Regions from separate parts of the Mus musculus genome. Here regions 1 and 3 are each linked to region 2. The links are chromatin loops, found by intact Hi-C in ENCODE. Cell type or tissue: heart. All regions are shown on one strand. Region 1 overlaps Gm38809 (a long non-coding RNA gene). Region 2 overlaps Gm46959 (a long non-coding RNA gene). Region 3 overlaps Gm31686 (a long non-coding RNA gene).

Region 1 (8,000 bases), 57 kb before region 2:
ATGCTTGTTGCAATGCAGGCTGGAGTTGTCACTGAGGCAGACACAGTCCACATGAGATTCTTTAGCCTCTACCAGCCAAGTGTCACTACTCTGTCTTGGTTGACCCCTCTGGAGACTGGTATGGATGACTGTTTTGTCTCCTGAATGAGTGACATCAGTGGTTCATGGTGCTGTGCAGGGGTCTGGGGGCTCTGAGTCCCTTCCAGGATTTGTGTATTAAAAATACCTTTATAACAATGCTCAACTGTCTACTCATGTACAGTGTAGTTTTTCTGGAGACAAGAAGTCAGACGATGTTTTCATCATCTTTATGACCAATAGAATCTGCATCCTTGTATCTAGAACATTTTATGATGTTTATAAGCATAGCCTGGTCACCACTAACTGTTAAGAATGTGAAGAGATCCCAAGACCAGCAAGCTTGAGAACCAATGGACTAAGTAAAACATCTGCCCCCCTACTCCATATCTTCCAAGATAGTTCTACTGTGTCTGTTTGCAGATAACTCTTACTTTTAGCTCCCAAATGACTTCTGTGCTCCCTGATGCACTTGGCATACCAATATGGCTGTGCACACCCCAGGAGCAGAGGTTCGGTCATCTCAGCGAACAAGAAACAAAAGGAATATGTGCTTGTCACTTGGCAAAGTGACTCTTCATGGGACCTAAGCCACAGATTACATTGTGTGGAGCCAACATAATTTTAAACGTTTTTGTAAAGAAAGACCTAGTATATATTAGTTTTAAGAGCATTTCTTTCCTATAGATAGAAAGGAAAAAGAAAGAAATTGGTTGAATTCATTGCATCAGACAAAGAATATCCGTGGGAAAGAAAATGACTCCTGACTCCTAAACAATGTTTTACACACATACAACGTCAAGAACACATATGGTACTTAACGCATACCTGTTACAGAATGGCACATAAGTTTACCTCTTCACGAGCTGTGAGTCATTGTCTTGCCCAGAAGGTTTTCCGAGTTTCATAAATATTAAACATGCTCCCTAAATCCTAACAGGTGCTTTCTACGAATATGAGAACTATTTTTCTATTTCACCCCCTATTCCCTTCAGTCTGTGTACTGTAACTGCCAACCATCATGAAAGAAACAGAGATTCTGCATAGATAAACATCCTGAGAAACCCAAAACTTGGCTATTTCAAATCCTAAGACATTCATTCATTCATTCATTCATTCATTCATTCATTCATTCAATTATTCTTTCATTCATCTGGAAACAATTCTGGACCATAAGCCAGAAATTATCCTGAGCCTTAAGAATTTACAATGAAGTAAATTTATCCCCCAAATAGCTAACATTTTAAAATACATGGAATTGAATTTATCCTAAGCCTTATACCAGTGTTCTTAAAAAGTGAGATCATCTTCCTTTAAAAAATAAGAAAAGCAAAATTAGATAACCTGCATCTTTTGTGTTTTCTGATATAAACCATATATTTGCTTATTAGCACTTGGGTATTTTATAAGCAAATAGAAGTGTCCACTTTCTGGGGCTAGCCCACTGTCTGGGATAGACTGGATAACTAAGAGAAAGGAGAGGTGCTGACTGAACTGGTCAGCTCTGCCTGCTCTTTTGTTCCCATGAGGATGACCAGATGCCACTCCACAAAGCACAAGGCCTGGCAGGACCTACTCAGTGCCAACAGTCAACAGAAGCTTTAGTGGACCAGGAAATAGTTGAAGAACAGAGAAAATGAACAGCTTGAATGTTTTGTTTTAAAATGAGTCAAGGCCCAGTGCGCTGAGTTGGTTGCCTAAGTTAGGACTCCCAGCACAGCGAAGGGGTTACCAGTTCTCAGAAGCATGGTTCTGAGTCAGCATTGCAGTGAGTGGAGCCTTGTGAGGATGCCTGCTGTTCTCAACAAGCTTCCAGAGTAAATCATTCCATGGGAGAAGAACCGTGGGACTCGGAAGGTGGGGACTTGGCCACACTTCAACCCCTGCGTGCACGTTGTCTTGGCTTTTAGGGCAGGAACTGTGTCTTCACTGTGGCGGTGATGCCCTCAGGCTTTCCAGATGTGCAATGATGTTTGACCCATTACAGATGCTGAGGACTGCTGGCCTTGCTAATTCTGGGACCCCTTTCTGAAAGCTTGCTTTTTATCTCTTTCTTTGATGTCAAGCTGTTTGTCTTCATTTCCTACGGCCTTTGGGGTGATTACCACTAATCTCTCTTTCCTTTTTCCTTGGCCCCCTCAATTTTCTGCTTTTAATTCGCTGTGGCCCAAGTGACTAAATAAGTGGGCTCATTAGGAGTGTGCGTTAATTAAGAGTCAATTAGACATCGTTAGAGTGCACCGCCTTGTGACTGGGGTTTCCGCCGCTTCCAGCCTGCTCTGCTTCCTTCCTGCTGCTCAAGCTGAATTCCAGAAGGCTGAGGTTGAGGGACATCTGACCTCTGGTTAAGTGGGGCACAAGAATATTTACTTTCTTGTCACATTTCACTGTTGTCAAAGCTCAGGGAGTCTAGTGGGCCCCCAGAGGAGCCAGTGTGCTTCATGACTCGGGACACCTGGGTGTACTCTGTCCCTCCCGTGTTCTCCAAGTTCAAAGTGATTTACTGAGAGACAGAAAGGACAGCATCCAGGAAGCCAGAGAAGGGGCCTCCCCCATAGCATGGAGCAGGGAATAGAACTCAACTCCTCTGAAGGATGCCCTAACTCTCAGCTCTAGAAGGATCTGGAGCTGTGCACCTCAGATAGCTTCTGGAGAGTCTAGCTTTGATATCCACAAGGGTACACGTGGTTGTGGCAGGGGATATTGGGCTGTGAGTATAAAGAGACATTCCTAACACAGAAGCCATACTGTGTCTCACAACGAGATCCATCCCATGCAAAAACACTGTTTTAAAATCTATGGTAGCCCTTGCCTAGTGATATCTCAGAGCCCAAACATTTCAGCAAGTGCTAACTAGCACTGGGGTAAACCAGAAGGTCATAGCATTTTCATCTTTATCCTGAGTGAGGAAACAGGATTCCCTTGTCCTCAGAGCACTCCAGGAGCCTTTCTCTTTCTACATCTTGTATAAACACGCAGTCTTCTCAACATAGCTCTTCCGTCCTTCCAAACTTGCACAATAACCAAAATAAACGTTAACAGGAATCCAAAGACAACTCAGCTTTACCCCAGACCACTTGTGAGCTTGTCCCAGATAAAAAAGGGGGCAATGTTTTCAGCTAATATCCACTGGGATAGCATGGCTGAGGATGAAGAAGGAAGAAGAGGAAGAGGAAGAAGAGGGAGAGGAGGGAAAGGAGGAAGAGGAGGAGGGAGAAGGAAGAGGAAGAGGAAGAGGAGGAGAAAATGTTTAAGAAAAAAAACAATTAAACGAAAGGCACTTGTCCACAGTGCCTGACCACCCCACCAGTTCATGCCCAGTGCTTGGTGACAGTCTGATCCAACTGATGTCCTTGCTGTATCCAGCTGTTCTTCTTTCCTTTCTGGTTACTTTTCTTTGAAAATCTAAGAGGCCTCAAGCCTTGCCCTGAAAGTCACAAAAGCAGAAGCAGATCCCAGACAGCTCCTTTCTGGTCTCCTTTGCAACCCTGCTTAGTTGTTTACGCCTTGCACTCAGATCCTTCACTTTGTTCCAGCCCTTCCTGTGTTCTGAGTGTGACCTCAGAGTGCTGGATGGTTTTTATCCCTGAGCCGGCTGCTGTGCGGGGGGGTAACAGCACCCTTGTGATTTAATCAGAATCATGATGTCCCAGTAATCTCTAGGTCTGCCTTTTGTAGTAAATATTAACCTTTAGAGTGCCAGAGACAATGGTGGTCCACATGTCTAGAGTTTTTTTTTTTTTTTTTTTTTTTGTAGGAAAGAAAGAAAAAGTTACTGGTGGAAAATCATCTCAAGTTTGGAAGGTATTTCATCTGAATACACCAGTGTCATGTGGTTTAGGATTTATAGGGTTAATGCTTTCTCAGCCAAGAAAAACAAAAAAACAAAAAAACCAGACCATGGCTAAAACCAGACCATGGCTAAAACCAGACCATGCCCTTGGTGGGCTGGTGCTCTGACTGTTGATAAAATGTGTTATCCAAACCACAGCATCACAGGAAGCTGAAAAGTGACTTCAAGATCGAGAGACCTGGGTTCAGATCTAAACAGGCCACATGCCCTTCTCCTCTTGAGACTCAGTGCTCCCAGTGGTATAAGAGCTGTCTCTGACTTGAGAATGTTCGTGCACGTCGCATCAGCTAATACTTGGAAAGCACCCAGGGAGAAGACCAAATATGTGGTCAACTCAAGAAATTAGAGCTTTTTTTTTCTATTGTTTTCTTAAAGAAAAGGAGCTGGTTGTTTGGCTCTTTCTGTCTACACAGTACTGAGAAAAACAACATTAGCTGAGCTCACATCAGATTGTTATGGTAACTGTTGTGAGAGAGGCAACCACATAACATGTGCTCTAAACCAAGACATCTTGAGAATGAAATATGTGATATTAATCATTACTACAGGGCATTTGATAAACAGGTATTTTCTGAATCAGTGTACCAGTTTTTATGGAGGAGGAAAATAAATTTTATGGAGGAGGAGTGTGAAGTGACTTAGCAAAGCTCACAGAAGCTAATAATAAAGGACAATCCTGTGGAATTCTGGTGTCCTTAGTAAGCACAGGACCCATTCTCTTCTGTCTCTTCTCCTGAAAAGATCTCACATTGCCATCTCTCATCTTTGACTGTAATTTGAACCAGAACTAAAGAGTCTGTGTAGATCAGTCTTCTACAGGAACAGCTGCCAGCTGTCTAACTTTAGCCCCTCATGCTGCTTCTCTGAGCTATTTTGGGTTTTCTGGTTTTGTTTTGTGAAGCAAGAGTCTCAATCTATATACATCAGGGTAGTCCTAAACTCATAGCAACAGTCCTGCCTCCCACGTAGGCCACCATGCCTGACCAGGCCATTTTCATTTATTATTCACTTGTGGCTTGAGAGCCAGAGGGGTAAAGCAAATGCCTCCACCTTCCACAAAGGAAGTTCCTTTATTTTTGCGTTTGCCTACTTATTTTGTGTGAATGTGCACATGCACGGCTGCAACATACATCTGACTTTCATGTGGAGGTCAGACAATAACTTGCAGGTATTTGTTCTATTATTCTACAGTGTGAATCTTGGGGACTCTAACTGGAGTTGTCAGGCTTGCTGGCAATCATTGTAGCACACTGAGTCACCTCTCCAGCCCACGGAGATCCTCTCATCTCACTCTGAGTTATTCTCTACTCTGTTTTCCTCTGAGCCGCTGGTCCACCTTCAGTTCTTACCCAGGGCATCCTTCCAACCATTTCCCCAAAACATCACACCAGGACCTACTTAGGTCTCCATCCCCTGTACATTGCACACATGATTGCTCATCTTTCGTCCCTGATGCGTGCAGGACACATATGAGTCATGAACTGCTCTCACTTCTGGTGTTGAGTTATTCAGGCATGCAAACCCTGCCTGTTGCAGAATGGAAGTTTAGAGACAACTGCTCCAGAAGATCTGAAGGCACAAGGCTTCCCGGGGACACCATCAACTTCTCTCTCTAGTGAAGCGCGTGTTTTCCATCCACAGTCCCAGGAAAGTGGAACTGGATGAGCACAGCTTCTTTAGGCTTGTGCTTTTGTATATCAGTGTCATGGTTCTGCCCTACTAAGCCTTTTTGCCTTGAAAACGATAGCACAGTTATCTGCACACATCTCTCTGCACTTTATGGTCTGGTGTTCCCATAAAGATGACAGGCAGAGCATTTCAGAAGCCTTGGGTTCTCAGGCCATTTCCTGTGGAAGCAGAGAAGAAGGCATCAAAGCAAACCCTGACTGAGTCTCACTCTGCCCCATCATGCGGTTGGTTCAAGAGCGAGCAAGACAGTTTCTGGGGCAGCAGTGAAGCTCCTAGAACTAGTGAGCAGTAGCTGCTGGAAGGCTCCCTTGCTACTCTTAGGAGCTGGCCCAACATCCTTCCCACTCTCCATGGTGTGTGTGTGTGCTCTGCACATGGGTTTATCTCTAGGCTTAAAATATGTGGGAATCTGTCCACATCTCTGATTAGAAGACCATCTTCCAAAGAAGCGACTCTGGCATTTAGATGGCAAGCTGCATTTACTTAGAAGCCAGTTGAAAACAACTGAGATTAAGCCGGTGTGAGAAGATGCCAGTTTAAGGATGCCAGTTAGGGAAATGATTTGAATTGTGTGCTTAAAGACATGGACTGATGTCAGATCTGAATTCAAGTCCCATCCTACAACCCTGCAGCCGTAGGCAAATTATCTGACCTTTCTACCTCAGTTTCCTCCCCTATACATTAGGAATAGAGCCCTGCAGGCCTGGCTCTCCTCTAGTTGGGCACAGAGGCTCTGCCTCTAAAGCAAGATCTTGCAGCACTTCTGCAAAGAATGCATCAAAGACCCATAGAACCAAGGAGGGGGGAATCCTCTTAGGACTGTTAGGTGTCCCTTCATAATGACATCAACAAACAAGAAGTACTAACATATATGTCAAACATACATGAGATTGCCCATTTACTCTCAGCCACAGAGAGTCTAAGCTTAATGTGTTTAGAAAATCCTCAGGGCCCCTATGCATCTGGTGTTTGCCCTGCCCCCCTCTTTCTTTCACTCTACACTCCATCTGACAGCTAGAGGAGGCAGGGGGCTCAAGTTTCATGGCTGGGCCTGAGGCCCTCCAGGTATATTACAACTGGTCCATTTCATGTGAAATCTTCCAGCTTGACCAAGAGTCAGTGACCTCAAGCGCAGCCATTTAACCTCCATTACTTGGTTTATATTGGTAATATTTACATGGGAACTTGATTAAAGCTGACCTTTGGAGAAAACAGAATTCAATGTGTATTTGAAACCTCTCCTCTTTCTCCAGCCCATGTCAGGCGTCATCTGTTTCGCTTCTCCCCTAATTGGTGCACTGGCCTCCACTGTGTCTACCTCTCCCCGAGGGTTCTGCACTGCTTTCCGTTTGGGTCTGTGCCTTGTCGCCCACAAGCAGGCTTAGAAATCTGCAGGGTTAGATCCCCAGCTTGGTTGCAGTTAAAGACAGTTTGTTTTAAATAGATCCTTCCACTCTGTGTTGCAGAAAAAGCTCCAAGGAATCTTTCCCACCGTGTGTGTCTCAGCAGGACTGTGGCGGTCCCTGTCACAAGGACAACCAAGGTCCATGGGAAAGGAAAGCAACAGCCATCGCTTCAGAGTGCAACTTATCTTCCAATATCAAAAATCTTATCCATATTGCTTTTTAGTGCAGGATAATATGTCTGTAAAACTGAAAGAGAGGCTATTTGACAGCATGTTTGTTTGCTGACGCGTCCAGATGCTTAACCTGGTCTTAAGAGACTAAGTTACCTTCTGAGAGTGCTAGAAAGTCTAGAACGGATACATCTACACAGAACTCTAAATCTTAGAGGTGTGTGTGTGTGTGTGTGTGTGTGTGTAAGAGAAAGAGACAGAGACAGAGAGACAGAGACAGAGTCACAGAGAAACACAGAGACACAGACACAGAGAGACACAGACACAGAGAGACTGAGAGCATGGGAGTATGTGTGAGTCTGTGTATGTGTGAGAGTGAACTGTGTGAGTGTGTAAGTGTGAGTACCTGACTGTGTGTATGTTGGGGGGAGAGGCATAGTTAGGAGTCACATGTGTATACACAAATGTTCCCCATGCATTGGGAGGCTTGGATTGCTTCAAGCTTTCTTAAGAGTCTTTGCAAAGTCACAGAGCCTCTAAGCCTCCCAGAAAAGTAGATATTTTGTCCCAGAAGCTAAATTAGGTAAGCTTTAGCTTGAAAATGTGCCCTGGGGCGGGAGAAAAGCAGACAGAGAATGTCAAGAAGCCACAGTGAGCATGGCACCACTGCAGATGTCTGGTCAGTTCAGACAGAATGGGGTCACTTTGGAGGAGGCTGTAGTTGAGAGGGCTGGGTGTCTAGGAGCCCTCGGGTCATAGCTTCTACGACAACTGCATATTCTGAGGCATAGTTGGCATGGCGTT
Region 2 (8,000 bases):
TGCCAGCCTAGTCCCTGTTGACTAGGGCAGGTAACCCAGCTTCCTGGCTGGTTCTTCAGGTGTGGAGTGTACTGAATTGTTTTTCTCTCTGATTATCTTTAGGTTCAGGTCATCTGTGATCTTCAGAATTAAAGAGCATTAGGAAAAAGATCAGGTTAGGTTACTTGGAAAGACCCTTTTGAGCCCTGGACCAAATCCATTGAAAGAAAACACCATCCACAATGCTTCCTATCCAACTCTACGAGGGCAAGAAATGGAGACAAGACTGTGTACCTGGTTTTTAATTAAGAACTTAAAGTCTGTCTTATGGCTTTAGAGGAAAGGCTCAAGGTTAACCACCTGCTCCAACAGAGCTAGCATGGCTTTGAGAGTCAAAATCAGGTATAGAGAGGACTAGGGCTTTACTAAGAATAACAAAGGCCACATTTCTCAAATTCTTTTCCCACAGAATTTAAGATTGTTGGTATCCTGCCCTATTGAGAGCCCAGACACTCTTGATTTGGAGATAGAAGGTTTGAGACGGATTGCACAATTGAATATGCTTTAATATTTTAAAATGGTGAACACACACAAAAATATTTTTCTTATTTTTGAGAATTTCATACACATACATAAAGAAGTATAATCCCACATAACCCTATATCACCGTCCCACTCCTTCTATACCCCCCCCCCACACACACACACACCAACTTGGTAAGATGTCTGTTTTTTTTTTTTGTTTGTTTGTTTTGTTTTTCAATAACTCACTAAGTCTAGTTGGTACCACTCATCTGTACACAAGTGTGGGGCCATCTAGTGAGTGTGGGAAACTTACCAGTGGCCACATCTTCAAAACCAAATAATTTTTCCTCTGTCAACAACTATCTACCAGCGGCAGCTCCTCGGTGAGCGGTGAAACCTGGAGAGCATTCTTATCAAGGTCTGCATTTTAGCTGGCTTGATCTTGTCCAGGCCTTGTATGCATAACTATGCTGCTGTCAGTTCACGATTGTGTAAGCTATATCATGTCCAGAAGACAGGATTTCACAGCACTTCTCCCTACCCCCTGCCTCTTACATTCGCTCTACCTCGTCTTCAAGGGTCCTCCCTTAACCTCGGTAGGGACTTCCTAAGGATGCTGAGCACCTGTCCTCTTTTCTTCGGCACTTGGACTTGTCCTGCATCTCTCCACTGCTGCCTGCCACAAAAATAAATTTCTCAAGGCCCTCAGCAGATTGGATCCTGGGCAAGCGTGTAAGGCATTGATTACTGATTGATATGTGTCCCTGCCTCTGGGTGGGTGGTCCTGGATGGTAGAGGAAGTAACCGAGCAAGGCCTGGGAAGCAAGCTGGTAGACAGCACTCCTCCACAGTCCGCTTCAGTTGCTACCTCTTGGTCCTGCTTGCTTCAGTTGCTCTTGGTCCTCTTGGTCCTGCCTTGAGCTCCTCCTCTGACTTCCCTGGATGATGAACTACAAGCTGTAGGATGAAACAACCCCTTTCTTTCTTGGGGAAAAAAATGGAAGAGAAACTTCTTCTGACAAGATTGAGAGCAGCCAGGCCTAGGGATATAAACACAAATATTTAGAGGGCAATATGACTGCATGACTATTTTAAGGATAACAATAACAGCTTCTGCTCTAGGGCTTATGAGCTCCCCATCTATGGGCCGTTGACGGAGTTACAAGACCAGGCACGAAATCCCTTCCTGAGAATCAGCCCTCAAGGCCGATCAGAAAGTGGTTCCTTAGCCCACAGTAGTTGTGCCACTGTTGTGCCCACGGGCAATCTTACCTGGGGGGTTCAAATTGAGCACATGAAACTCAGGATAGGATAAGATCATTGATTTCTGGTCTGCCTCAGCATCCTGCATAGCACCATCTGGCATTATGAAAGCTAGCCAGCAAAGAAGAAATTTCCCATTCAGTTAGAAAGTGATTTCTCATATCCCACAGCCTAAATGTGTAGTAGAAGACAATAAACTTTATGTTAATTGCATTTTGCCACAGTTAACGATGGTTAATGTTTGGAAGGGAGTGGCATTCTTTTACACTTTTGCAGATCTTACAACTGTCTAGTTTAACAAACTACGGTGAATTCTCTTACCCACTCCTGATACTCAACCCATTGTCATATGCTGCTGTGATTGAAGTTACACAGAGCTTATGCAGCATCAGGAATGCTGCTTTCTAACACGAAGAGGCCTTTGGACAGACTTTTCAAGTACGTAGAGGTATACAGAGGGCTACGAAGAGGTGCGAGTTCACCAGAACTTGCCAAGCGGCAGCTTCTTAAAGATTACTTAAAATGTGGCCTCTGAAGCCATGGAGCCAAACCATTGCTGTACAGTCACAACATAAAGCCAAACCATTGCTGCATGATCACAGTGCAGAGCCAAACCACTGCTGTGTGATCACACCAAAGAACCAAACCATTACAGTATGGGTACAGTCAGGTCCGTTGTCCACCTTGGACTTTCATCCACACGTGGTTTTGTAACTTTAAGCGCAAATACTAATTCTCTCTGCTCTATAAGTTTTCAGACTCTGGCACATTCTGTTTTACAGAAGAATCACAAGTGGCACAGAGTCATAAGCCAACATGTCTTCTCAGCTCGTTGGCATACTCCTCACCCATTCTGAAGCTCACAGGCGCATGATGGCGAAACCAAATTGTCAAAACTTCCAAACTTCTTCGGGAAGCTCAATTTTTAATCTTATCCATAAACACTATCAGTTATGTTCTGGACACAACAAGTTCACTCAGTTTATTCATGCAAATAGATCGATAAATCTGAATATCCAAAGTTTTTCTGTCATTCCTACAAGTAAAACTGGAGCCCCATGGGAGACGCAACACCTCCATTCACAGCTAAATCCACCAAGCTGGTTCTTTTCATCAAGGCAGCAATAATTTTTCTGTGAACAGGACAAGGACTTTACAAATTGAATCTTTTTTTAAAATGTGAACTTAGGGAGTATGATTTAAGAAAATAAATATTCTATTTTGTTTTAATGAATATTAATATTTTACTGCTCCATGAAGAATGCTATTGGGTGAAACTGGCTTTATTTTTTTTCCTCCCTTCACAAATTCATGGTGGAGAGCTGCATCAGGGCGCGCGCACAGTGCCTCTGCCTTGACTATACCAGTTCTGTTTCTGAGGTGTTTACATCATCAGTTAAAAAAAAAAAAACAGCCCCATGGACAAGGTAAAACAAAGTAAACACAAACAAAAGAAAACCCACCATTGTCTCTCAGTATCCATGGGGAACTGATTCCAGGATCTCCGGTGGATCTCAGATCCAAAGATGGTGAAGTCACAATGATGAATCACAATGTTGTGTGCATATAGCCCCCACACATCCTCCTGTGTCCTTAACTGTCTCTTCATGCCTAGTATACTACAGTGTAAATGCTACCCAGTTGAACTACATTGTTTAGAGAGGGGGGACAAGACATGCTGGGTAGAGAAGGCATATATCCAATCTACTGTTATTTGAATCCTCAGTTGTAGACTATCCAGATCCAGAGGTCGACAGCACATTGATCCCATGGGTTTCTAGAAAGAGTGCCATGAGCGTGCTGGGAGTGCCTCAGAGCTACAGTTCCCACTGAGAAGATGACCCTGGAAATATTGTTGAGCAAGTTAGTAAACTCTGGTTTCCTCTTCTCTGAATGGGAATCATAATAACCGTTCCCATGAAAGTGCGCTTGCGGAAGAACTGAGCCCTGGTGGTGGAAGATGTGCCAACCTCAGCACCTGTCTCGCTGTGAGTGAAAAGCATCAGCCTTCACTGTAGTTTGCTGTTCCTACAAGACTCAGCTCACCTTTACCTCCTCAGGAAAATGCCATCAAGTTAAAAAAAAAAAAAAACTACCCTCTGGTAAACAGCACTGAGAGAGACCTCCCCTTTGCTGTGATGTTTCCACTTTGCAAGAGAAGATCAAATTGAACAACAAACTGTTAAAGGCACGGTGCCTAAACATGGGATGACATATAAACATTGCAGCTGCATCTGTACTACCAGGCTGATGCCAGAGATGCCTCAGTCCCTGAGTATTAGAGCCGTCTATGACATCTTTATGTCAGCAAATGGTGTGTTGTAATGTTTGAACAGTTTATTCCAAAACAGATTCCAGATCTATTCTAGACAACCTATTCTCGAGAGAAAACTAAATGAGCACGTTAAGCATTGAACAATTAAACACTGTTATGTCCTTCAAGCCAGCTATTGAACATTTCACAGAAGCTTGGGTGTGTGTGTGTGTGTGTGTGTGTGTGTGTGTGTGTGTGTGTGTGAATTTTCACTTTTTCTCTGTCAGGGAATTTATAATGGAAAAGAGAGAGTCCCCAGCTGCCATTCACATCATCTCTTAATTAATGAGGTTGCAGGTCTCAGCCTCTTGAACCAGAGACAGCAGAAACTCCCTATGAAATGCATAGCTCTTCCACTCTCAGAAGCATCCAGACTATGGCTGGGTTTCCAGGAATGAAATAGCTGGGAAGTTGCTGCATTTGTCCTATTTCAAGCTGAGTGTGTAAATAATAAAGGTCAAAGTTGGAAAACAAGGCGGGTAATTCCTTGGTGACCAGCCAGACTCCAGTTCCCATCATTAATTCATATGTTGATAGACTTCCCCAGGAAGCCTGAGAACATAACAGAAGTAACTCAGCTTCCCCCAAGAGAAAAGGCCTCATGGATTTTTCCCTTGGCAGATTCATTTCTAATCACATAGCAGGAAACTATTATTAACATCTGGATATTCAAAAAGAGCCACTGAATTATTATTAAAAAAAAATCCTTCAACTCATCATAAGACACAAATGATCTACAGTGTGCACAATCCTTTCCCCGTTTTAGTCAAGAGTACAAATGAAACAATTCTGCATATTTCAGCTGAGGTTACACATTTGTTTTCAATCTAGGAACACTCATGTCTGCCTACCGTACCTCCTATCCCAAGGCAGATATGTCAGCGATGGCTTCTACCCCTCCCACAGTGAGCTTCTTCTTGGTGTACAGTTTTTAGAAGGCTACTGCCAGTACTCATTGGTTCAAAACAGCTGCAAGTTAGAGACTAATTCTGGCTTAAATTCCCTGTGATCAAAAGTCGTTCATTCTTTAGCCAGCCAAGTCATCCTTCAATACTTAATATAGATAGTTCCTTAACATCCATCATCATGACTTTTACAGACCCTGTCCTTTGCCCTCATCCAAGCCCTAGGCATTAGTAGCTGGTGGCACGAGGTAAATAGATGTCACTTCCCTATTTGAAACTTCTCATGGATTCCCTTTGTGATTAAGCCTGATCCCCACCAGGACCCACAGTCTTTTCTTGTTACCTCGGTACAATTAGATCAGGGCCATATGGGAAAAACAAACAAACAAACAAGCACTATTTTTAAAGCATTGCCCCATTCCTGACCCCATTCCCAATTAAGGATGGACAGCTCAAAACCTTGCAAGCGATGCTTACTTAAGAAAAAGCCAACTCAAAAATCTTCCCTTAGGAGTGGATTGTCAATGCTCCATTAAAGTCTGCTCTCCCGCCCACCCTCTTCCCTCCATCAGTTGTTCCAGCCCCTTCTTCTCCCCCTCATTGCTCTGGCCTCCTCTCCACCCAGACTGCCCATTTCAAGGTTCTGCCCAATGCTCTCGGGATTTTATTTTTACTAGTCCAATCTCATTCAGTCTCAAATCTTGGCATAAGGGTCACCTCCTCGGGGGCCCTTTGTCTATGAAGACACATACACATTCCACTAGTGAGTCTGTTTTGTCTGTCTTCCCAAGGGGCTTTCCTTTATCTGGCATGTTTGAACTCCCCAAACCTAGCTGAGAAACTACATCTAGGCCTTCAAAACTTCATGGGAGGAATGTGGGAGATCATTTTTGACAAGGCAGAGCTCTCTTGGCTGATGTTCACTCTGCTGGGATTCAGCATACGTCTCCCAGGGGAGGAACCTATCAGAGATGGAAGGGAAGGAAAGCAGGGAGCTCTGGGTGTTCACAGATTGCAAAAACAGAGGCTCCTAAACCACTGGTCTACGTAAGCAGTGAAGTTGGATATGTCTTATAGATCTACCTTTTGAAAAATTGCCTTCAGAATAAACTGGAGATCCAGGTGCTCAAACTGCAAGGAACGCAGATGGCAGTGTGGCTGGTATCCAGCACCCAAATAGGCAACAGTTTTAACTTTAGATTTTATTGAGTTATTTATTTGTTTGTTTGTGCACACATGCACATATGAGCTTGCACGGGGATGGGGGAGGGGAAGGATCAACCTTCAGGAGTCTGTTCTTTCCTTCCATCTTATGTGTCCCAGGGGGCCAACTCAGGTCATCAAGCTTAGCAGAAACTGCCCTTCCTCCCTGAGCCATCCAGCCAGTCCCACATTGGTAAATTCTTCTCCACACAGTCACATTGTTATCCAGTAAGGAAGGATGGCAGCTGCCATCTTGAAAAGAAGGTCAGGACAAAGGGTAGTCAGGATCTAGTTCTACTGAGCCACGCCAGAGTGGACATAAATGAAAGCTATTGGCGACAAAGGTATCATTAAACCATCATCTTCCAGGTCTATGCCAAGAAAAAGGATGCATATTTTCCAACTCTGTCTTCATCCATGGTATCCTCAGAGGCCAATATTAGGTGAGAGTCTTAGTGTATCAGACCACTCTCAATAACAGCCTTCCCTGTGGTTACCAGAGTCTCCTGTGGGTTACTGGGGGCAAGCATCCCCATGGAGGATGGGAGGGTGTTTTCAGCATGACGTGGGTTTGCTTGCATTTCACAAGGACACAGACTGAAGGGCTGTCTCCCATGAGCCCTTCTCTCTTTCATCTTCCATTATCCTCGCAGGAACTCTTCACTTCTGCCAGCAATTCTAACAACTGGCTTGAATTGTACCCTTTCTCATACCCTCAGTTGGATAATTACCATAATCTTCATTCAAATACCCAGCAAGAAACTTTCATACATGATTTGTAATTAAATCTAAGAGGACCCATAAATCCCTTTGAGAAGTAGGACACAGCCCAGTGTTGCAACATGAAGAAAAGCCTTGTGCTGTGCATGGCTGTGCAGATCTGTCCTTTCTCTGCTCCGTAGGTACAATTGTCACTCCTTGGAGGCCTTTGCCCAGGCTTCTTTCTATTCCTCTGACGACTATATATTTCCTCCTTCTTAAGACACAAACATACTAGAAACAAACATACTGAAAGAATCACACATCCTGTTCGCTTGCCTGGCAGTAATAGTTGAAGCACAAGAAACTGGCTTAAGAGTCATTTTACCCGTGTTGAAGTGAACTGCTTTTAGAAAGTGGCCTCGCAAACTGCAACTTGCCACACCACCGGCAGTCCAAGGAAGGACGGATGGAATTCCAGGTGAAACGTATTAACGGACTTATTTTTCAGCTTCTCCTTTGCCTCCACCTCCGGGAGTACTAAGGCCTAATGATCCCAGGACACGAAAAGCAATTAAGTTTCACTCGGTGTAAAGTTGAGGAAAACGTCCCATGTGAAAAGGCGGCGTCTTTGCCACGTCGCATGGGTGGCAATAAACAGCCAAACTCACTGGCTTTGATATAGTAGCATGCACGCTCTCGGGGCTCACGTTGATTTCATTTTAAAAAGTAGAATTTATGGGACAGAGGATTGAAAGGTCTGTACTGACATGTTTAAAACCCCCTTTTAAAAAGTGGCAGATTGCATCGTTCCTTTTAAGCATTCACACCGCAGCCTGAAACATAATCTGTTTACTAAAAAAACAACTTTTTATTGCCCTGCGAATAATTTCCCATTGAAAAAGAAAACAATGTACAGTATTTTACAGCTCTCTGAAACATCTGGAAAGTTTTCTCAGTTGCTAAAGTGATGAAGAATTTGCATCCACATTTGAACTACTGATTTCTTAATTCAACACAGAATGACTTCAGACATCCTTTTGAACCAACTTCAATTTGTCCAATACCGCAAGTTTCCAGGGTCTGCTGACAGCACACAGAGGACCCAAGCAA
Region 3 (8,000 bases), 98 kb before region 2:
CGTTTTAGAAGTTGTTAGCTGACTGCCAAAAATGAGGATCATTAAAAATAGATTCACAGCTGTTGAGGAAGCCAGAGATATAATTTTACCTTCATTATGCCTTATTGCAGATGTTATTGATTTAATCTCGTTGCATTTTACTGTGTAATATCAATTGGCACTGTCTTTGCTGTAGAAACTGGGAACTGTGTTTGTTCTTCTTGTCTTCGCAGCAGAAGGTATAGTTAGTCGGACAGTCCAAGTAGGTCCAAGTCGTCATCCCGAACTCCGACCCACTCACCACCTCTGATGGCCACCGTAGCTGAGACCCATGTGCCGCCTTCAGAGACTCAGCATAGACCCATGACAGAACAAGAATCTGAAAATGGGGCATCTACATTCTACATCCTTTAAGATAATGTTCAAGCGTGTGAACCATCAGCATCAAACAAATGAGGAGAAAGGGTGGGGGGCATCCTTCCAGCCCCTTCCAGGTTTGCTTGGGCGGTGCCACACACGTCCAGTCCATGTGTTGAATCCTTTGCTTGTGTGACAGCCCTGTCCTCTGAAATCTTACGCTGAAACCTGATAAATAGAATTTAATACTAAGTAAATTAGGATGCAATAGGGTGTTGTCTTTCAAAAAGTGTTACTCTGAAGACTCATTCTGAGATATTCTGAGATAATCTTTAAAAAAAAAAGGTTCAGAACTGGAAAGTTTGAGAATGCTACATTAAAGAAGCTTGGGAAGCCCGGCGTGAGGGCTCCTCTTCTTAAGTCCTTACCATTGTAGCCGATTAAAGGCTCCTGGGTACCAAAGAAATCTGACTGACTCTGTTCAATAAAGCATTTTCCAAGCTAATTTGATGCAAAGGTATCTCTTCTATTCATGTACTAACACTCCTCAGTGTTCATTAGCAGCAAGCAGCCTTTGGAAAGCCTCTGGTTTAACCTAGAAGATGAACCGTCAGCACCTCTGGGAATCCCTCCACCTTGTGTGCTGCTCTTGTGGGCTCCAGCTTGCATTACAGGGGCCTTTCAATGATTGAGTTTGTGACCTAGGCAGCATCCCTCACCTTCTGTCCCTGGCCCACCACCTCAGCCTCCTAACTCTAAATAGCCCACCAGTCAATTAGCATCTCCTGCCTCCACGCAACCTGCCATCTCATGACCAGAGAGAGCCAGGCTGTGCTTGCCGCATCATCTGTGGGTACAGCAGGGCTTAGAGTAACTCTCCACAGTTCTACCAAGCCCTCTCAGATGACATTAGCTTCGTGATTATTCAAGTTCGCACCTTTTTGTAGCTATGGCTTTCAGGGGGGTCACATAACCACTTGTCTCGGTACCCCTTCACCAGCACGACACACATAAAACCATGCAGCAAACAGATGAGACAGAAACACTTCTCTGTTTGTAAGAGATTAGCAGAAAGCCTTTGTCCCCACCAGTAGCATTTGAAAGGGCTCCCTAGGCAACATTTAGGTTGGTGAGTGCACACAGGGGAATTCATCAACTCTGGGGGATATTGTCAAAGATTCCCTCTTTGTGACCATTCCAGGATTTTAGGTATTGTTAAGGCTAGTGAACAGTTGTGGGGTGTGTGTGTGTGTGTGTGTGTGTGTGTGTGTGTGTGCATGTTGCTTCTTAGAGAGTTTAGCACCTTTGATCATGAGGTCTAACATCTGCTATCAGCTAACAAAGAATGTGAATTATCTCATCTCAGCTCCCCTCAGCTCTTCTGTATAACAAATTGGGGGATTCTAGAAAAAAGAACACAAAACAAAAACAAAATGGAACAAACAAACAAACAAAAAACCATCCTGCACCTCCCATGGTGACTTAACTGTGGGCAAAATCTAGCCAGGAGTCAGGTAAGGCGAGCTAGGGATCAGGTTCATTTGGCAACTCCGTTTTTTGTTAACTCATCAATATCGGACAACTTGTCCAGAGTAGCAGTGCCTGGCTGTGTGTCTCTCCACATATCCACTACGGTGCTGAACACTGAACCCCATGCCCATCTGCTAACTAGTGAGTTAGCACCACTCAGGCAGGAAGGATGGAGCCAATCTGTTCTCAGAAGGACTCCAGCCACAGAAGGTGGACTGAAAAGCTAAGCCGCACTTGTCACGTGCGTGTGTTATGCCCCAGAGAAGCATCTACACTTTGGGGTGGCATCAGTTGCGAGACATACCCAAGAAGTATGTTTAGGGAAGGCAAGGGGGCGTGGTTATGCTTATACATGATCTCATAGACTTCCAAGGGAGGAAGACATCTTTGAGGATCCTTAGAGAGAGACACCAGGCAGGGGAACAGCTCACAGATATACCCCTAACTCACTAAGGGGTGATGCTGGATAAACTACTTCACACCATTCAACCTAAGAGCCAATCCCCCAGCTCTTGCAAAAATCCCTGCTCTCTTCTGCTTCCAACTTCTTTTGTAGTTCTGGTAGAATTTAGAATTCTGACTCTTAAAGATCGAACTAAAATGAAAATTCCAGAAAGTCTGCGAAAGACCAAAGAGGAAAATTTAATCTGGGATATGATTGAATGTCCTAAAAAATATGCTATGGGGAAGGTAGGTTTAGACAAATAACGAGTTCCCTTTTTTACTACGCTTTTAGAAAAGAACGGCGTAGGAACCAGACATGTTAGTAAGAGGCTAGGAAAATAGAAACGTGTTTTACACAGCTAAAACTAAGCCATTAACTTCACTGCTAAACAAAGAAATAAAACACTACATTAAAACCAGACTGAAGGAAAATGGCGGAGTGGCGCCACCTGGTGTCTATTTTCTTTTACAACAGCTGGTGCTTTCTGCGCCCCCTGGTGGTGCTATGCAGGCAGGAAACCCACCTTGCCTGTTCCTTTGCTTTGTGCTGTTTGCACAGGTAAAAACAGTCCCTTGGTGTACCTACTAAGCAAGATAGACGTGCAGTCGCCATATACAAACAGAACAAGTGAAAATACACTATTTCCCACTTATTGCAGGGCACTCTTCCTTTTGATGTATCTCAGATAAACCCTGACTTCTAATTTAAATAATGACATGTTTGTAAAGCTCTTTCTCTCCAAAAAACTCTATTGAGGAGTTTGATTTTTTTTTTTAAGTTTAGTACCCGTGTTAACTTTTACTTATTTTTTTATATCAAAATAAACTTTGATTTCAAAAATGTAAGAGATGGATGTGAGTATTTGACTCAGAAATGAGCCCCATTCCCTCGTGTCTCAGTTTACCTAAATAATGAGGATTAGTTCAGTCTACCTTCCTTCTTGTGAGGGAGGGAGGATGGCGCCATGGTCAAGGACAAATGAGATGACTGTTTATGGGAGCAATCGAGAAATGGGACAGGCATTATTTGTACAAAACAGAGGTAGTATTGTGTGGGGATTTTTTTTTCTAGCTGACTTCAGTTCCAGCCCAAATATCTATGGCTCCAGAATTTTTAATTGGTTAATTGTGGAAAAGCCAATGAATGGGGAAGTTAAAAGTCCCAGTCGAGTGCCAAGGTTTAGTGTGAGGCACATCATTCATGTGAGCATGGCACATCTTCCATAAAGCAGGGATGTGGCCACAATGCCTGCTCTGCTTCTAAAATCCTTTGGCCATTTTGCCACTGACATCTGTCCTTGGAATATTACGTGGTTTTCTTACAGATTCTTCCTAACTCAAACTCATCCTGACAGATGAACCAGGGAAGGCTGGTATTTCCAAAACACCTCTTGGTTAGTGTGAGTCTAATCACCTCCTTTCTCTGATTAAGGTTTGACCTAGCTACTCTCCGCCACTTCTTCTCAGGGCATCTATGGTGACTGCTCTAAGGTAGAATATCCCACACGTTCCATGCTCAGGGTCATTCTACCCACGCAGTGAAACTTCATACAGGTAGGACAGGCACAATCCATGTTTTGCAATGTACCATAGATCTCTGTGCCTCCATGTCCTCATCTGTGAAATGGGTACTATATTACTGACTATCACAGACTAAGGTGGCACTGAGTACACATCTCTGTCCCAGACACTGAGTAGCTGTCACTCTTCTGGTTCACAGAGCACACTCTAGAACTTAGAGTCACTTCTGAATTTGATCCCAATGTTCGTCTTGCTGTTTCATTTTTCATTTTCTAGCAGTCCAACATACATTCATTCCAACCCCCACCCCAAATACGGAGTTCAATATATGCTAGTTTAAACTTACAAATGTAAACAATTTATGAAGTGTATGCTTACCACAGGCCTGTATTTTATTTATGATCCAGTACTGAGTCCATCTCACGAACTATAATATAGTTATCATAAACTCGACAACATGTTGGTGGATCTTGCCTACTGGTATTTCATAGTTTCGTGTACACGTGTAATTTTGATTCATGGTATTTTCAGCTTACAATGGTTTTGTTGGGGACATAGTCCCGTTGTAAACCGAGGAGCATCTGTACTTGTGAATACGTTCTTCAGGCCTCTGCTGTAGCATTTCCTTAGGAAAAAAAAAGAAAAGAAAAAGAAAAAAAATTCACTTCTTCCTCTCTAGTGACCCCTGGTGGCCAGCATGGAAATGAACATGGCAAACAGTGTTAGATGTGAAGACCGGTCTCAGTGGCATTTTGAAACACCGCGTGTATCTTAGACAATGTCCTCCTCCTATCTCCCTCACACTGCTGCATCCCCTACACTGGGACCCCTCTCACACTCTAACATACTGCTGCCCATTCAATACCTACTGGCTACGTGCATTTACTGTGGCAGGTCAAACAATACCATCCTGAGAAATTCATGCAGATTCTAAAGACATCACATAGAGAGAACAATAAAATATGAAACATATATTTTATTATTTTAATTTGTATTGATTATATACTGAAATGATATACTGTCTGTGTCTTACAGAGTTTTTATCACCAGAGTAATTGTACTCTGTCATGCACTACTTTCCTGTGACACTTCTTGTCTTTAAGATTGGATCTGGCTATGTAAGCCTGGACTGATGAAGAACTGGGGTTGCAGGTGTGTACAAAGCCACCCCCTCCTTCTCCCAGGCTGGGGTTAAAACTAGTGCCTTGTGCATGACACGAAAGTCAGTTCAGCTAAACAAAGTCTTCAGTTCCCCTCCAGGGCACAGGTTTCTGACCAGGCTTCCAGGCATGGGCTCCCTCTTGTGGAGCAGGTTTTAAGTCCAATTAGAGAGTGCTTGGCTACCCCTATAATAGGAATTCCATAATTGCACATCTTGCCAGGCAGGTTGATCTTGTAGTTTGTAGGTTTCACATCTGGGTAAGAGCTTGGATGATCTTTCCCCTAACAGCCTGCGTAGAACTGTCTGGACTATGAAAGCTAGCTGGCAGGGAGAACAACCTCTTTAATGGCTGTATAAGTGTCACGTTTATGGGTGTATGTTCTCTATTCAGATAATCTGGGAATAAGCCATCGATTAAGCAAAATTGAACATAATACTTCAAAGCACCCTTTGCAGTTTCTGTGGCCACTACACCAGCTTCTGGCAAAAAAATAAATAAATAAAAAGATAGTCATAATTGTATGAGCAACATCCTTAGTGAACTCAGCTGTTTCTCTTTGCTCTCTCCTCATTCGTCAGGGAGGATTTTGATATTCATATCACAATTACAAGATAGAGTGATTTGGGTCCTTAAATTACATATGGAAGTTAACCTTTCACCTTGAACAGCATCCTAAGTTAAGAATAAATAATGATTGCATTAAGCCATGTGTGATCTTTTAAAGATGTGTTTTACTGTGTACAGGTATGTGTTGTCTGTCTGTGTCTACACATGGGCATGCATGTGCTCTCAGAGGCCAGTAGAGGGCGTCAGATCCCCTGCAGCTAAAGCTCTAAGCAGTCATGAGCTGCCTGTGACAGCAGAGCTAGGACCCCAGGAAGAACTCTTAACCTCTGAGCCATCTCTCTAGGCAAGCTAATGGAAATTATCTTAAATGATATTGGCTATTTGGTTAATATGGGTTTTTTTTTGAGATAAGTTCCTAGAAGCAGAATTGCAAAGTCAAAAGGTATATATGTTTTTAATGACTTTTGCTGAGAAATTGAACAGTCATTTTACTCTTATATTCCTTATGTAAAAGGCCAGGTAAGGCACTGAAGGTCGATTGCTCCTTGGTACCTTGAGGATGATAGTTCTATGCTGATGAATAATTCTGCTCACAGAATATACAAAAGAAGATGTTGCCTTTTAAGAATGATGGCTTTGGAATGGAGGTTTTTTTTTTTAACTGCATGAGCTGTGTAGGCACTTTCAAGAAATAAGGATTATAGAAAAGGGAGCAGCAAGTAGCTTGAGTGTGCCTGGGCAGAGCTTCAAAATTGAAGGGCGTTGGTTGTTATTGTGGTAGGGAGGCTCTGGTCCAGCCTGTCTGTCTGGGATATAACTCACACTCTGCGGATGGGCCACTTGGGCCACAGGCTGCATCTTTGAATCCATCTATGGATTCGCTCTGTAAATCTCACTACATACAGCTGGGCCAGGCTCTTTTCATCTATCACAAACCACTGCCTTTCGTTTGATAACGACATTTGGTCCTTTAAGAGACGCAGATGTTAGATGTGGAAGGGGTGAAGATAAGACCACAAAACTTTTAAGATTCCTCCCAACTCTGAGACTCCCGCATGAGAGGCTCTGCAAGGAAGTGAGAGAGGTTGCCTGGTGCCTGAGTCTGCTCTGGAAGAGATCACAGTGGCCTGCGAGCCACATTGCAATCCGCAGGGAGCAGGGCTCTCTGGAAGCCGGAACAGAATATCTCTCTGCTTTTGGCTACAGGCTACAGTTCTTTCATCTTAGACTCTAACTAAATCCAGAATCCTTTTAAATGGGGAAGACAGAAGTGGAATGTGTAGCTAAGCCTTCTGCCTGTTGGATTAGCCAAGGGAAGAGATGGGCTTTGGAGGCAAAAAGCTGTAAGCCAAAGCATTTTCTCTCCTTTTAAAAAAATTTTATTTGGACTTTTCTGCTCTTCTGTGGTTATATGGTCATCCTTAGGCTATAAACCCATCACCTTCACAGAGTTCTAGGTGCATGGTGGTATCCAATTGCTTCTTTTGAAATCTATTGTATATATGCATATATGTGTACATATAGCATAGTTGCATATATATGTGCATATACACATACATACATATCAAATGCTCCCCAGTAGACCATCGGAGCTTAAACAAAGCAGTAGATATCACAAGGAGCCTAGAAACTGCCTGACAGTTAGAGGCTCAAACACAGTAAAAGCAATAAAGCTTTTATGGGGAGGTGCCATTTCTTCTTCCACCAGGGAGGCCAAAGTTTATGAACCACATATGTGTTAAATGCCAACTAGCTTTGCCTTGCCCCATCTTCCTCAGGTCAAAATGCAGGGTTCTAGTTTATATCACCTTACCGTTTTGAGAAACTGGTCGCCAACAAGAACAGGAAAACACTACTCATTGGCACTAGAGTGGACCGGACGCCTCCTGGGAGTGTACTTTGCTTTTCAGCCTGAGGTGCAGCTCCTTTCTCTGCTCCCACTCCTGGCATGAAAATGTCTGCCCAGAGTTGTGTCAGGTGACATGCTACCCACTCCAAATAGCTTGTCTTCTACTGTATATTTTAAGTAACACAGCAACAAGACTGCTTTCAATGATGGAAGTGTCCGATGGGGCCGTTTGGTATTGTATTCTTTGTGGTTGACAAGAGGGGCTTGGTGGGATAAAAGAATGGAGAGAAAGTAAAATGCCCCCCCCCCTTTTTATTGGGGAAGAGCTTTAGTCACAAAAATAACATTGCTGCTCCTGCCGTTGACATAACTGGCAATGGTTTCTCCTCTGCTGCATGGCTTAGAGAGGCGGATCCGGTCCACACAGCACTTCAGTTTCAAAACATCCCCTTTCCCCAAGAGGAAGCAGAATTCTCTCAACCGCTCTCCTCTCTCCCCATCCTGAAGCCGATTGCTCTCCTGATCTTTTCTTTGTCCCGGGTCCCTTCTTTTCGGCTTTAGCTCTGTGAGGTATTCAGGGGAATGACTGG

What was found. Hi-C counts contacts between places; a loop is a spot of excess contacts. Peaks named below come from ENCODE experiments on the same cell type or tissue, not always from the same donor. Only the 100,000 strongest peaks of a DNase experiment are listed, where the experiment ranks them.
Region 1: it touches region 2 in a loop (10-fold over the local background); 5 of 42 quality-filtered maps call a loop at or near these places.
Region 3: it touches region 2 in a loop (2.9-fold over the local background); 3 of 42 quality-filtered maps call a loop at or near these places.

Annotation. Positions count from the first base shown.
Region 1 is chr6:50,975,192-50,983,191 of GRCm38, forward strand. The region is part of intron 2 of Gm38809 (a long non-coding RNA gene); the gene reads right to left. Among named protein-coding and RNA genes, the nearest start is that of Gm38809, 11 kb to the right of the region's middle. RefSeq lists an enhancer at 5,880-7,139. In heart, no CTCF peak of the experiment used is centred here; DNase peaks (open chromatin) are centred at 2,360 and 3,620; H3K27ac peaks cover 5,104 bases.
Region 2 is chr6:51,032,228-51,040,227 of GRCm38, forward strand. All of the region lies in intron 3 of Gm46959 (a long non-coding RNA gene), which reads left to right. It overlaps Gm31746 (a long non-coding RNA gene), which reads right to left. Exons shown (of 2, transcript XR_869077.2): 2 at 708-1,543. Among named protein-coding and RNA genes, the nearest start is that of Gm31746, 25 kb to the right of the region's middle. In heart, no CTCF peak of the experiment used is centred here; a DNase peak (open chromatin) is centred at 4,564.
Region 3 is chr6:50,934,511-50,942,510 of GRCm38, forward strand. Gm31686 (a long non-coding RNA gene) reads right to left here. Exons shown (of 4, transcript XR_377658.3): 2 at 7,375-8,000; 3 at 4,210-4,456; 4 at 1-564. Among named protein-coding and RNA genes, the nearest start is that of Gm31686, 5.9 kb to the right of the region's middle. In heart, CTCF peaks have their summits at 2,790 (motif pointing left), 4,513 (motif pointing left), 5,153 (motif pointing left) and 5,795 (motif pointing right); DNase peaks (open chromatin) are centred at 2,801, 6,341 and 6,671; H3K27ac peaks cover 961 bases; H3K27me3 peaks cover 1,377 bases.